Linked DNA regions of Homo sapiens: region 1 is linked to region 2. Evidence: chromatin contacts called from ENCODE Hi-C or POLR2A ChIA-PET data. All regions are on one chromosome and are shown on one strand. Each heading gives the region's core, a stretch centred on a gene start or an enhancer-like site at or near the end of the contact. The rest is flanking DNA. Distances are from core to core; before and after follow the strand shown.

Evidence for each region. Hi-C counts contacts between places; a loop is a spot of excess contacts on that map. ChIA-PET counts read pairs that join two places held with the same protein, here RNA polymerase II (POLR2A). Pooled maps may share reads with other maps.
Region 1: a map of K562 shows a loop between it and region 2 (29-fold over the local background). The contact joins the enhancer-like site here to the promoter of NECAP2 in region 2. A Hi-C loop is called at or near these places in 2 of 168 maps with a recorded cell type or tissue (GM12878 and K562), 1 of 37 single-sample maps with no recorded cell type and 10 of 50 pooled maps. POLR2A ChIA-PET finds 5 or more read pairs at or near these places in 1 of 52 experiments (CD4-positive, alpha-beta T cell).

What each region holds. Positions count from the first base shown.
Region 1 is chr1:16,947,012-16,951,236 of GRCh38, forward strand. CROCC (ciliary rootlet coiled-coil, rootletin) reads left to right here. Exons shown (of 37, transcript NM_014675.5): 18 at 1,320-1,513; 19 at 1,788-1,915; 20 at 3,942-4,111. Among named protein-coding and RNA genes, the nearest start is that of CROCC, 27 kb to the left of the region's middle. Within about 2 kb of position 2,205, at least 9 of the 41 ENCODE cell types and tissues checked have a DNase peak (open chromatin) inside an H3K27ac peak, as active enhancers do.
Region 2 is chr1:16,438,741-16,442,821 of GRCh38, forward strand. NECAP2 (NECAP endocytosis associated 2) reads left to right here and starts at 1,984. Exons shown (of 8, transcript NM_018090.5): 1 at 1,984-2,113. The coding sequence starts at 2,022.

The DNA.
Region 1 (4,225 bases), core at 955-3,454, 510 kb after region 2:
GGGTGGTGTGGAGAGCATGTGGGGCAGGCCGGGCTCCCAGCCCCCTGCATCCAGTCCTGGGTTAAGTCACAGGCACTGGAGCCTGCTTCTGGGTTAAATCCAGCCCCACTTCTGCTAGCTGGGGACCTTGGACAAGCTGCCCAATCTCCCATACCTCAGTTGCCCCATCTATAACATGGGGCCAGCCAGGCGCAGTGGCTCACGCCTATAATCCCAGCACTTTGGGAGGCCGAGGCGGGTGGATCACCTGAGGTCCGGAGATCAAGACCATCCTGGCTAACACGGTGAAACCCTATCTCTACAAAAAATTAGCTGGGCGTGGTGGCACGCGCCTGTAGTCCCAGCTACTTGGGAGGCTGAGGCAGGAGAATCGCTTGAACCCAGGAGGCAGAGGTTGCAGTGAGCCAAGATCATGCCACTGCACTCCAGCCTGGGCAACAGAGCAAGACTCCGTCTCAATAATAATAATAATAATAATAATAATAATAATGATACAGATTAATAATAGGTGGAGACTTTTTAGAATTGGAATCTTAGACTTTTGGGAACATCACATCTGGAAGAGACCTTAATGTTTCAGGGATCCAGGGACCTTCATGCAAGGTCTATCCTGGAGCGCCTAGGTTTCTGGGAGGGGCCTCTAGAGGATGGGGTAGGGGGTGCAGGAAGCAGGGTGCAGGTCTCCACCTTGAGGCCTGCCGAGCAGCTGCACTTGGGTCTGGTTTATATATTCAGCTTCTCTGCAAGTTTAGAGTAATACAAGGGTTCTGTTACTCCCAGAGCTGAGTGAGGGCCCTCATTTTTTTTGTTTCATTTTGTTTTGTTTTTGTTGTTGTTTTTTTTTCCAGACAGAGTCTTGCTCTGTTGCCCAGGCTGGAATGCAGTGGCACGATCTGGGCTCACTGCAACCTCCGCCTCCAGGGTTTAAGCTGTTCGCCTGCCTCAGCGTCCCAAGTAGCAGGGACTACAGGCGTGCACCACCACGCCCGGCTAATTTTTGTATTTTTAGTAGAGACAGGGTTTCACCCCGTTGGCCAGGCTGGTCTTGAACTCCTGACCTCAAGTGATCCACCTGCCAAAGTGCTGGGATTATAGGCACGCACCACCGTACCTGGCTGGGCCCTGGTTTTTGTACACACGTGCATTGCAGATCTAGAGAAGGTCATGACTTGCCCAAGTACATGTAGCACATCAGGGCAGACCCTGGGCTCAAACCCAGGCCTTCTGCCAGGACTGGGTTAGGCCCAGAGTTGGGGTGCTGCACGATGAACAAGCTGGGGGACGCTGGGAGTGCTACTCAGTCTCTGGGTGGGGGCCAGCTCTCCCGGCAGCTGAGCGGGCGGGAGCAGGAGCTGGAGCAGGCCCGGCGGGAGGCCCAGCGGCAAGTGGAGGCGCTGGAGCGAGCGGCCCGTGAGAAGGAGGCGCTAGCCAAGGAGCACGCTGGCCTGGCTGTGCAGCTGGTGGCTGCGGAGCGTGAAGGCAGGACCCTGTCAGAGGAGGCCACACGCCTGCGGTAAGGCCTTGGGCTCTGCCCAACCCGCCCTGGGGGGTCCTCCTGGGGCCACACCATGACCAGCCACACGCAGGCACGGGCCCCCAGGGGCAGTTACTAAGGAGTCTGGCTTGCCGACTCGTCCTAGCTGTGGCTCAGGCTTCCCCAGGGAGTGTGGGCCTGGCCAGGCAGGTAGATTGGCACTTGGCCCATGCCTGGCCACTCCCTGAGATCCACAGTTTCCTGGGGCCAGGGAGGCTGAGTCCCAGGGCCTCAGGGACTGTATGTGCTGCAGCTTGGAGAAGGAAGCCCTGGAGGGCAGCCTGTTTGAGGTGCAACGGCAGCTGGCCCAGCTTGAGGCCCGCCGGGAGCAGCTGGAAGCCGAGGGGCAGGCCCTGCTGCTGGCCAAGGAGACCCTGACTGGTACGAGGGGCTGGGGACTTGGGGGGAACACCAGGTTCCAGCCCAGACTGCAGCCTCCCAAGGTCTGGGGTCTCACAGAAGTTGGGAGCACTGGAGTAGGAGTCTGGCTGGCCTGGGTTCCAGTCCTGTGCCACCACTTAGATCTCACCTTCCCTTGAGCAAGCCCCTTTCCTCTCTGGGCTGCAGATTCCTCAGCTGATGATTGGAGGTGGCAATGCCCACCTTCTAAGCCTGTTGCCAGGATGACGTGGGAAAAGCGTGTAAGGCCGTGGCACGGTGCCTGGCTGAGTCAACAGTAACTGCCGTTCATCGGTCATCAGGCCTGTTAGTCTGAGTTCTCTGTGCTTTTCAGATGACTCTCTTGGCCCCAGAATCCCAGCCCCACTTCCCTGCACCGTTCCCATCCAGTCTCTGAACTCAGGGCTTCTTTCTGCTCACCTAACATTAACTAAGCACCTACTTGGGTCATGGAAATTAATTTTCCTGTCCATGTACACCTGAGCCAGACAGAACCAGGAAGGGAAATGCTGGTGGGTTTCCAACCCGGGAGATGGTTTTTAGATGGTAGCTATACCATTTCCATTCCCTGTAGTCATTTCCATTAATATAAATAGTTAACGTTTGACGGGTATGTTCATGTCAGTCATTAAAGGAGATGCTTTATGTGTAGCTGTGCAGCTGTGGGAAGTTGCTGCTGATCTCTGAGCCTCCATTTCATCATCTGTTAAATGGGGATGAGGATAAACTACATAGGCATGTTATGAAGACAAAATGAGGTTATGTCTAAAATACTTAGCTGGGCGCTTGACCCATAGTAAGTGCTCAGTCAGGAATAGGGTTGTTTTTTGTTTGTTTGTTTTGAGACAGAGTTTCACTCTTGTTGCCCAGGCGGGAGTGCAATGGCACTATCTCGGCTCACCTCAACCTCTGCCTTCTGGGTTCAAGCGATTCTCCTGCCTCAGCCTCCCAAGTAGCTGGGATTACAGGCATGCATCACCATGCCTGGCTAATTTTATATTTTTAGTAGAGACGGGGTTTCGCCATGTTGGTCAAGCTGGTCTCGAACTCTTGACCTCAGGTGATCCACCCGCTTTGGCCTCCCAAACTGCTGGGATTACAGGCATGAGCCATCACGCCCAGCCTGTTTGTTTTTTGAGACAGAGTCTCACTCTTGTTGCCCAGGCTGGAGTGCAATGGTGCGATCTCGGCTCACTGCAACTTCTGCCTCCTGCATTCAAGCGATTCTCCTGCCTCAGCCTCCCAAGTAGCTGGGACTACATATGCCCGCCACCATGCCTGGCTAATTTTTGTATTTTTGGTATAGACAGGGTTTCGCTGTGTTGGCCAGGCTGGTCTCAAACTCCTGACCTAAGGTGACCTACCTGACCCAGCCTCCCAGAGTGCTGGATTACAGGCATGAGCCACTGCGCCCGGCCTATTTGTTTTTTTGAGGCAGAGTCTCACTCTTGTTGCCCAGGCTGGAGTGCAGTGGTGCAATCTCAGCTCACTGCAACTTCTGCCTCTTGGGTTCAAGCGATTCTCCTGCCTCAGCCTCCCTGAGGCTGGGACTACATACGCCTGCCACCACGCCTGGCTAATTGTTGTATTTTTAGTAGAGACAGGGTTTCACCATGTTGGCCAGGTTGGTCTTGAACTCCTGACCTAAGGTGATCCACCTGCCCCAGCTTCCCAAAGTGCTGGGATTACAGGCGTGAGCCAAGGCACCTGACCTAGGGTTGTTATATGTTTGACATCCGTCCCATTTGGGAGGCCTTCTCATCAGTCATTTTATGCCTTTAATGCCATTCTAGGTAGGCAGGAAAGGGGTCAGGGCCAGTGGGCCCATGTAGCATATAGGGAAACTGAGGCCCAGAGAGGGCAAGCCACTTCAAGAGGACCCAAACTAGATGCCAGGCAGGCCCTCTGCCTCTGGGATTTTGCCCATGTGGCTCACCTGGCCTAAGTCTGCTGGCCCAAGGAAAAGTTTCAACCCAACCCTGCCCTTTCCCCCATTCCTCTCGTGCAGGGGAGTTGGCGGGCCTGCGGCAGCAAATAATAGCTACACAGGAGAAAGCCAGTCTAGACAAGGAGCTGATGGCCCAGAAGCTGGTGCAGGCTGAGCGGGAGGCCCAGGCCTCTCTGCGGGAGCAGCGGGCAGCTCACGAGGAGGACTTACAGCGACTCCAGCGTGAAAAGGTTCAGGCAGCTGGGGAGGGGTGGGCAGGACTCTGAGCCAGTGTTTCATCATCGTTCTTGCTCTGCCTCGGTCTCTACATCTGTGAAATGGGACTTCCTCTCTGTTGTGGAGGT
Region 2 (4,081 bases), core at 734-3,233:
ATACACTCAAGAAAATGGAAAACAGGACTAGAACAAGTGTTTGAACACCAATGCTCATAGTAGCCCGATTCCCAATACCAAAAGGTGATAACATCCCAATTGTTGACAGATGAATGGATAAACAAAATATGGTATATACATGCAATGGAATATTATCCCTCCATTAAAAGGAATGAAATTCTGATCCATGCTACATGAAAGAACCTTGAAAACTTGATGCTAAGTGAAATAAGAAACACAAAAGCCCAATATTGTATGATTCCACTTATAAGAGGTATCTAGAAAAGGCAAATTCATAGAGACAGAAAGTAAAACAGAGGTTACTAAGGGATGGAGCAGAAGGAAATGGGAAGTTATTGCTAATGGGTGTGGAGTTTCTGTTTGGGATGATGAAAAGTTCTGGAAAGCATGATATAGTTGCACAATATTGTGAATGTACTTAATTTCACAGCATTGTACACTTAAAATGGTAAATTTTATGTTATGTATATTTTACAATAAAAATGTAAGTGGTTAGATCAATCCTATAATAAAAAGCTTATAAAAAATGAGTAGAAATGGCCAGTCGTGGTGGCTCACGCCTGTAATCCCAGCACTTGGGAGGCCGAAGTGGGCGGATCACTTGAGGTCAGGAGTTCAAGATCAGCTTGGCCAACCAGATGAAACCCCCGTCTCTACCAAAAAAATACAAAAACTAGCCAGGCTTGGTGGTGGGTGCCTGTAATCCCAGCTACTCGGGAGGCTGAGGCAGGAGAATCGCTTGAACCCGGGAGGTGGAGGTTGCAGTGAGCCGAGATTGCACCACTGCACTCCAGCCTGGGCGGCAGAGTGAGACTTTGTCTGAAGAAAAAAAAAAAAAAAAGTAAAAAGGAGAAGGAGAGTGAGAGAGAAAAGGAAAGAAGGGGTGGGGAAAGTTTGGGGTATTCAGTGAATCAGAAGTTTGGGATCAGCTTCACCCCCACATAGGGGCTGGCACATTGCAGGCACTCAACTCAATGAGAGAATGGTAGGGAAGGAGGGATTTTGAGAATTTGGCTAGGGTAGACATTGTATCTCCCAGAATATTCTGGGAGAAATCGAAGTTAAGACTGGAATTCTTCTTCTTCTTTTTTTTTTTTTTTGAGACAGAGTCCCGCTCTGTCACCCAGGCTGAGGTGCAGTGGCACAATTTCAGCTCACTGCAACTTCCGCATTCCGGGTTCAAGCGATTCTAGTGCCTCAGTCTCCCAACTAGCTAGGACTACAGACACACGCCACCAAGCCCGGCTAATTTTTGTATTTTTAGTAGAGACGGGGTTTCACCATGTTGGCCAGGCTGGTCTCGAACTCCTGACCTCAGGTGATCCGCCCGCCTCAGCCTCCCAAAGTGCTGGGATTACAGGCGTGAGCTACCAAGCCCGGCCTGGAATTCTTCTTAAATTACTTGTGTTACTAAACTTTACTTCTTTGAATACAACTCGTTGTTGAGGTTTGGCCACACGGGGCCCTGAGCATATAAGTGGGTTCCCCTAGGGGAAGCATGGAGGGTGGTAGGGTAATGGCATCTATTTAGTCTGGTGGGTCAGGTGCCAGCTGAGCCTTACAGTCAGGAGAGGGAAGGATATTCAGGCAGAGGAGGCGCCGAGGCAAAGGCTGGAGGACAGAGATACTGCAGGGTGGGCTACAGCTTTGCCTCTCGGTCAACTGGGCCCCAGGCCTAAGAAACTGAAGCGATGGGGATGATCCACACCCAGACCACGGGTTACAGAGGGGTCTGTCCATGGCGGGCGCAGGGCGCTTTCTTTGCGTCGGAGGGTGTCTGGAGGGAAGGAGAAGCCTCTGGAGGGAGGGAGAAGCCTCCGGAGGTCGCCCGCCACGTGTCTTGAGCCGGGTTTCCAGCAGAGGGCGCACAAACGAGGCGGTGCTGAGGCCCGCGAGCTGCCGCTCTAGCCGAAACCTGGTCAGAGAGTCGCACCGCTTCCGTCCGTCGGACAGAGGAACGGTGGAAGTCGCCGGAAGTTCGGTGGGCTCCAGGCGTCGCGATGGAGGAGAGCGGGTACGAGTCGGTGCTCTGTGTCAAGCCTGACGTCCACGTCTACCGCATCCCTCCGCGGGCTACCAACCGTGGCTACAGGTGACTACCCACCGCCAGACCAGGCTAGCTCCAATTTAACCCTTTCTCCGCCACCCGGACACACCCACTGCGGGAACCGAGGACAGCCCTGGCCAGTTTTGGGGCGAGGGGGAGCTAATGCTGCTGCTTCTTCCAGTTCCAGGCCCGAGCAGGGAGGTGGATCCAGAGTTTCGCCCGTCTCAGTTCGACGCACGGGACTCCTGGCGGCGGGGAGGGCGTTAAAGCCGTATCTAGCGCTTAGGGACCCCGGTGGGCTGCCGGGTACCCTAAACTTGGTCGGGGGTGGTGATGTCACAGACGCTTCTCTTTCAGCGCTAACCGGTGGCCTTGAAGGGATCCTCGAAAAGCCTTAAGCGGGGAGGTGCCCTATCACAGACGGAAATCCCCGAGAGGAGGGGAGGGAGCCCAGAGCCGGCTGAAAGGACCGGTCCCGGGGAGCTTTAAGGTGACGGTCGAAGCCCAGGGACCCCTTCCTACCCAGATCCCTTCGCACGAATTTCACCCTTGATCACAGCCTGGAGCAGTTGGGAGGACCCCTTCTATATTTCTCTGGTCTCTACCTGAGACGAATAAACACACACGCTTGTAAACATACTGAGTATCTCTGCAAAGGAACACAGGAAACTGCCCTAGGGGAGGGGAACCGCCCTTGGAAGGAAACTTCCTTTCCCTTTTGTGCTGTTTGCGTTTTACTACTCTTTGTATGCGTTATCTATCAAAACGACGAAAAATATTAAAAGAAAAAAGATACACTTCATACAGACAACCTGGCCTATGGCTATTTTGTGCCACTGAGTGGTGGTGGGGAGTGCTCGTATTTGCGGGGGCCTGGGTGGCTCTTGAAGGCGATGGTTGTCCAAGTTTTTCGGAAATACAGGATTGGTCTGCACCCCAAGAATGATGGAACGTCCACATTTCCTCTTGTTACTTTCCAGTTGTGTTACCGTGGGCTCATAGCTGATCTTATGGTGAAAAGATGCGTTAGTGAACATTACATTCATGACATATTTTAAAATAGTATAAAAACAAAAACAACAATAACCAAAATACATTTGTTTTCTGTCATCAAACTGTGGTTGGACCATCAAACCATTGATGGTCGTCTAGCCCCATCTCCTGTTGGGTCTTTTTTTTTTTTTTTTGAGACAGAGTTTCCCTCTTGTTGTCCAGGCTAGAGTGCAATGGTGCGATCTCGGCTCACTGCAACCTCCGCCTCCCGGATTCAAGCGATTCTCCTGCCTCAGCCTCCCGAGTAGCTGGGATTACAGCCATACACCACCACACCCGACTAATTTTGTGTTTTTAGTAGAGATGAGATTTCTCCATGTTGGTCAGGCTGGTCTCGAACTCCCTACCTCAGGTGGTCCACTCGCCTCGGCCTCCCAAAGTGCTGGGATTACAGGCAGGATCCACCGCGCCCGGCCCCCTATTGGGTCTTTAGTAGGATGGATTTGGTTCCTCTTGGTGCCCCAGAGAGCGAGGTTATGAATTGTCAGGGCTGGCTGGTTTAGCTTAGAGGAAACTACCAGTGCCTGCACTTAAGTCTTGGAGCTCTCCTTAGCCTGAATCTCAGGCCTGGTAAGAGGAACAGGAACTGAGTCTGCTGATTTGTGAATTGAGAATCTGCATTTGTGCAGCCCTCAAGACAGCCGCGTCCAGGGTTCTTGAGAACTGGCATAGGGACTTCTAAGAAAAGCCTCCTGGAAACACCTGCGGTTCTTGCTATTTGGGGATTTAACTGACCTTTTCTTAGAACTAAAATGTGAAGTTAATGCTTTAAAAGAGTCAAAACAGCTGGCTGTGGTGGCTCACGCCTGTAATCCCAACACTTTGGGAAGCCTCGGTGGAAGGATCCCTTGAGCCCAAGACTTCAGGACCAGCCTGGGCAACATAGACCCTATCTCTATAATTTTTTTTAATTGGCCTGGTGTGTTGGTACACACCTGTAGTCCCAGCTACTCAGGAGGC